Regions from separate parts of the Homo sapiens genome. Here region 1 is linked to region 2. The links are chromatin contacts, found by Hi-C or POLR2A ChIA-PET in ENCODE. All regions are on one chromosome and are shown on one strand. The core of a region is the stretch at or near the end of the contact, and the rest is flanking DNA. Distances in the headings are between cores, read along the strand shown.

Region 1 (2,849 bases), core at 200-2,699, 130 kb after region 2:
ACAGGGTCTCACTCTGTTTCCCAGACTGGAGTGCAGTGGTGCAATCATGGCTCACAACAACCTCTGCCTCCAGGGCTCAAGTAATCTTCCTGCCTTAGCTTTCCGAGTAGCTGGGACTACAGCTGGGCACCATCATGCCCAGCTAATTAAAAAAAATTATTGTAGAGATGGGGGGGTCTCACTGTGTTGCCCAGACTGGTTTTAAGCTCCTGTGCTCTAGCAGTCCTCCCACCTCAGCTTCCCAAAGTGTTGGCATTGCAGGCGTGAGCCACTGTGCCCAGCCTGGATTCGTTGTTATTATTCGTCATTTATTATTATATTTATTTTCTTCTGATTTTAAAGAAGTTAAAATTTAGACTTTTTTGTGTCCCATAAGTACAGTGGCCTCAGGCACTGTGCCTGCACTGCCTGCTGGAGAAATTGACTTTATTTCTCCCTTTCCAACAGCCCCATCCTTCTGGAAATTTTCACAGATAAGAAAACATGCTCAGAGACAGATGCCTTATACTAAACCCCTTCAATGTGGTCTAATTGTTTCAAATGAGAAAATTAAAATAAGCATTTTATTTTAAGCCCTGTCTGATAACTTGGCTTTGGGAAATAGGAACTTCAGCAACCCAGCATTCAAAACAATGGATACAACAAAAATTTTAAGACAACTTAATAGTCTTGCTTTTCTCCCGAGTTTTGGAAAAACATGTGCCTTTTCCATTCTTTTATCTGACAATGAGTCTTACTGGTTTAAGAGATCTGTTCGCTGAGAGTGCAACAGTACAAAATAACATTTTTTTCATCTGATGTTTGCAAATTCATCTGGACAGGGAAGGGCAGACATTGGAAATGAGTGAGGCGGATCTGGTGAGGACTGCAATGAGAGCTGAAGCCTCACCTGAAGTGGCTTCCCAGGTCCAGCTGATTGTTCCTATGCAGAAATGCAGGCTCTAGTGGCCAGATCTTCCTGTGTTTCAAAGAGGAGACAGAATACTGCATTTTATGTTGAATCTCCAATTTTAAAATATTGGCCTCAAATCCAAAACTCTTAAAGTACTTGCAGGCCAAGCAAAACACCTCTGCAGGCCAGATTTGGGCCTCCTGTTTTCAGCCTCTATTCTAAACTGTCTCTCTTTCTGGTCTTGAATTGGCTGTGCTCCCTGAGTGCCAGGAAACGTTCTTAACCCTTGCTCCTCCATCTGCCAAAAAGGACCCCTTCTCTCTCTAAGATGGGAAGCCTTTGGTCTCAGGGTGCCCCGGGTCGTTTGCCATCTAACACATTTTCAAACACTGCTTAAATTTCCATTTTTCTCGAGGCAAATACTGTATGCCACACCAATAAATCATCTACAGCTTACTGTAAGCCCCAGAGCTACATATCACTAACTCTACATCATCTCTGAAAATAACGTTGTTAGAAGCTCATAAACATACACTCTGTTTGTTTAAGAACTGCAAGAGCTTTTAAAACATGGTTGCTAAGTCACAGGGCATATTTTCCAGGACATAAATGGAAGTGAACATATGCCCCTTAAATTGTCAGATTCTTTTTTTATAAGAAGAGAGGCCCAAATCTGTCTGTTCTGCCAGGATATTAACTTGACCAAAGAAGAGTTGATTATACTAAGTGTGTAAGTGTTAGTAATTATTGGAAACTATCCTCTGACTTACTTAGCTAAATGGGCACATTGTATGAAACTTGATTTAGTTTCTAGCATATGTAGGTATAAGGTACAGGTTGACATGGATAAATCCTGGCTTTAGTTTTCATGAACCCTAAAGTTCACAATTTGCTGAACTTTGTATTTAATATTTACTGATGAAATTCTTACGGTGTCGTCCCTTCCAAAACAAAATCGGAGGCATACTTAGACTTTTCCCCTGAGACATGGTCCCAAGTCTAGGCTACAACTTCATCACTGACCCTTTTTCATGGAAATTTGGCAGTTAGTGATAGGTAGCGTCTGAGCTTATAGCTCAGATATTTTCAAAGTAGGAAGTAGATGGCCCTATTAATATCAACTGCCATTTCAGTAGAGCTGCCTCATCAGTCTCTTTTCCCCGTGGAAGACACTCACACCACCTTTTACCTATCAGGACACTCTCAGGAAGAAATAGTAGGTAGGGCTCCAGGACCTCTGATGGTGGAATCTACTAGAATGCAGTTGTCCTTAACAAGGATACCTATCTCATGTTGCTCATCACACCCATGCAGAGACCTGCCACCTTGTAATTTGAGAGCTGGAATTTCCATACACCCGCTACCCTCACTCCATGCCAGAAAATGCAGAAAATGAACCCATGGCCCAGTTTGAGATACAATTGATCTTGAGGCCCCAGAGAGAACTGCAGGGACAGTGTGCAGAGAAGGTGAAAATAACGTGGATGCTATTAGATGACTGTACCTAGCATGTGCTTTTCCTCTAGCAGTGGGAGGAAGTGGCACAGGAGTGCATTAAGGAGTTTGCCCTCTTCATAATAGCATGAGTAGAAATAATAAGGCAAGGCCTTTAAAGAACAGCATTAATAATTGAAAGGTGCTCCAGGCAGCCATGTGGTCTTCCAGTGCCTTTGAGTACAATCTGTTATCAGGTACGAGGTGAGGCTGAGGAGTAGACAAGGAGGGTGCATTTGGCGGCTGTGTCTGTGTGCATGCATGTGCTTATGCTTGGAGGAAGTATGAATAAGATTTGGCAGCTACAGCAAGTAAAATTATAGAAGGCAATGTATGTATATTACCATGTAGACTGGTGGTGGTTCTTTTGTGGGTCAAACACCCATTTGGGAATTGGATGAAAGCTGCAAAAATTTTGCCTGCCAGGTACCCTATAGTTGGTCAATGAAACCCAAACTAAGGA
Region 2 (2,922 bases), core at 142-2,641:
CCTCCTTTGTCTTCTGGTGTCCCTGCCATGGTTCCTTCAGGCAAAGATGCTTCTTCAACCTATCCCTAAATAATTCTGCTTGAACCTTCAGGGTCAAGCTGAAAGTGGTACCTTTTTCACAGTCTTCCTGGGCCCACCAACTGGAAGCAATCACTGCCTCTACTAAAGTCCACATCAATTAAATAGTCAATTAGATAGATCCAGAGTGAAAATGGAAACCACCTTCTTTTTGCATCAGTGGGATGGATGACTGGAAACATGGATGACCAGACAGGTGAAAAGAAGAATGGAAGGAAACATGAGTGGAAGGACAAACATAGTGTCTCCTCGTTAAAAAAAATACTGTTTCAGCTTTCCTAACCTCACCTGTAATAGAGCTAGGAACAATAGCCCCATCTCATTATGTGAGAATTAAAATACTTAGCCCCAGGTATGAAGCACTGTCCCATTATTGTTGTTATTTTGGAAAATAACTCCGTAAGATGTTCAACCCTATGAGGAAATTATTCTTTTTAAGATTCAGGCTTAAAATCAAATATTCCTGGGGCTTGTAATTTCCCATGCAGACCTACGCCCTCATGTTACTGTTGAAGAAACTGAGTCCAGAAGAGGGGAGGGAGGGACTTGCTCACACTCCCAGAGTTGGTGGCACCTGGGTGGCAAAGTATAATTTTCAAAAAGTTAAAATTGTGACTCATACAAATCTAGAATGTGGACATGTCAAAAATGCATTTAGCTCATTAATGAGGAAACCAACAAGATGGCAGCATGAGTTTACATAGGCACTGGAGGAAGAGTGTTGGAATGAGATTGCTAAATTAGAAACAAAACTGGTTAATGTCCTACACGGGAGTCAATTAATAAACTTTGAGATTATCTTTTCTCCTGAACAGAAAACATTTGTATTTCTACTAGGCAAAATCCTACACATTAATGTGTAACTTCACATAATCTGGCTATTTAGTTGGTAGCAAATATCAAGTCAACAAAGGTACTTACTTTCCTCTAGGTAATTAAATATTTCTTGGGCAGGCTGTTAAACATTGCTCCACAGATGACCTTGAAAGGACATGACACATTTCCATTCCATTGCTTGACCCCTGCTAATAGAACCAAGTCTTCTCACCCAAGCTGCTCCTCTCTTCCTCTTCCATCTCTCTGCTGCATGCAGGGAGCCTGGTGCCTTGCTTCCATTTTCTCATTGGAAAAATGAGGGCCATAATACTTGCCTTCTCCACCAGACTAATTATGTCCAGTTATGACTTGGGGAACCAGGCAAGCGCATGGAAGAAGATCACACAATCCTGGATCCGGAAGACCTTGGCATCCAAGGGAAAAACAGGTGTGGGCAAACAATTGCACCAACATTTGGCAATGGCTGTGGCAGGCAAGAGCAAAGGACTGCGGCGCCTAGAGAGAGGAGTGACTTGGCTGAGTAAAGGAAGAGAAAAAGATTGAGAGAGGAACACTGAACTGGGATTTCCAAGACCCGTAGATCTGTTGGTGAAAAGGGAGAAGGGCATGGTCAGCCTGGTGAACTGCAGATGTTAAGATATAGGGACTAAAAAGTAAGGCACTTTCCATTTAATGTGCATATGCTGAGCTTTTGTTATGTGGCAGGTTCTGTGTTTAGCCCTGGGGAGTGGCAGCGATGGGAACAATCGTGGGCAAAACAGGAAACAAATTCTAGTCCTTTTGGAGTGATTCCAGGAGGATGGGGGTTTGGGTGGATTTGAGAGGGGAACAAGGGAAGTGGAGTGGAGGCAAAAGAGGCTGGAGAGACTGGTCTTGCACTGAGTGATGATATGGTTGATAGCTCCTGACCAAACAATTAATCTTTGTTCAGAACTTTCCCTTTGGAAAGTCTGTGGCTGCCTTCTGGGGAAGGCAAACAAATGTGAACTCAAGAAGTTTACAATTTAGCTAGGGAAACAGGATGTGCAAACAGGAAGAACCAACTATGTGAAGGTAGGTAAGATAACTGTTGACTCCATGCTTTAAGGAAAGGAGAGCTCTTTGTGGCTTGGGTGGTCAGCAAGAATTTTTTAAGCAGAGATACTCTTGATTGGGTTGGATAAATAAAAGAGCAAGGAGGACATTGTAGGAGGGGAATTGCTCCCAGCAGAGCCTAGAAGCAGAGAGATTTTCCAGGGTTCCCAGGAGAAGAGATTGAATAAGTGCAGTGGGCCATGTGGTGACACATCTTGAGTGTCCAGCTGGAGAACTGGAAGTGCATATCATAACAGGGGTGGAAAACTCAGAGGTTGATAGGGAATGGTGAGGTTGCAATGAGGGGACCGGTGGGGACTTTGACCAGTGGAGCAAGAGTCTTTCCAGATGAAGGGAGCAGCTGCCTCACAGCTCTGGCCAGCTGTGGACATTTGGCCAGTTTGTAATTTGTCAAAAGAAGTCAGAAATCTGCATTGTTGTGAAATCTCCAGATTTTTTACATGTTGTCAATTTAATTAAAATATTAAAATCAGCCCAGGGGTCAAGACTGCTGACCCATGCATGGGGCCTGGGGGGAAACTTGTGGGGCTCCAGCTTGTGGCTTCTCTGTTGGCGGTGCAGCTGTTGAAGATTCCTACACACAGGTGCCACAGGGGAAGATGGCACAGGAAAGGAGTGTGGACCTGGAGAATCAAGTAAGGAGCAGGCAGCAACTGAGGCAGGGCCATATGCAACTGTGGCCAGGGGTCACATATCATACTGAGCAGAGTTCACCTTGCCCGAGAACCACAAACCCAGGACAAATAGAAGGGAAACAAAATAAAGGAAAGGGAGCCAGCGTGTCTCGTTCAGTGTTGGGTAAGTAGTATGAATTTGGTTTGTTTTCCTGGCTGTCTTTAAAGAACGCTGGGCGGTGCTAGCCTGTATTTCTGATGAGAGGAAGGGGATTTAACCTGTGGTTCAAGTGCACTT

Evidence for each region. A loop is a pair of places that touch in the nucleus more often than their neighbours do. ChIA-PET counts read pairs that join two places held with the same protein, here RNA polymerase II (POLR2A). Pooled maps may share reads with other maps.
Region 1: a loop to region 2 is called in a map of transverse colon, with 25 times the contacts of the local background. The contact joins two enhancer-like sites. A Hi-C loop is called at or near these places in 4 of 168 maps with a recorded cell type or tissue (Caco-2, GM12878, sigmoid colon and 1 more) and 2 of 50 pooled maps. POLR2A ChIA-PET finds 5 or more read pairs at or near these places in 1 of 52 experiments (AG04449).

Annotation. Positions count from the first base shown.
Region 1 is chr10:77,238,796-77,241,644 of GRCh38, reverse strand. The region is part of intron 3 of KCNMA1 (potassium calcium-activated channel subfamily M alpha 1); the gene reads left to right. Among named protein-coding and RNA genes, the nearest start is that of KCNMA1-AS2, 99 kb to the right of the region's middle. Within about 2 kb of position 1,449, at least 3 of the 41 ENCODE cell types and tissues checked have a DNase peak (open chromatin) inside an H3K27ac peak, as active enhancers do.
Region 2 is chr10:77,371,025-77,373,946 of GRCh38, reverse strand. The region is part of intron 2 of KCNMA1 (potassium calcium-activated channel subfamily M alpha 1); the gene reads left to right. KCNMA1-AS3 (KCNMA1 antisense RNA 3) reads right to left here. Exons shown (of 6, transcript NR_126365.1): 4 at 1,000-1,100; 5 at 112-250. Among named protein-coding and RNA genes, the nearest start is that of KCNMA1-AS3, 22 kb to the right of the region's middle. Within about 2 kb of position 1,391, at least 3 of the 41 ENCODE cell types and tissues checked have a DNase peak (open chromatin) inside an H3K27ac peak, as active enhancers do.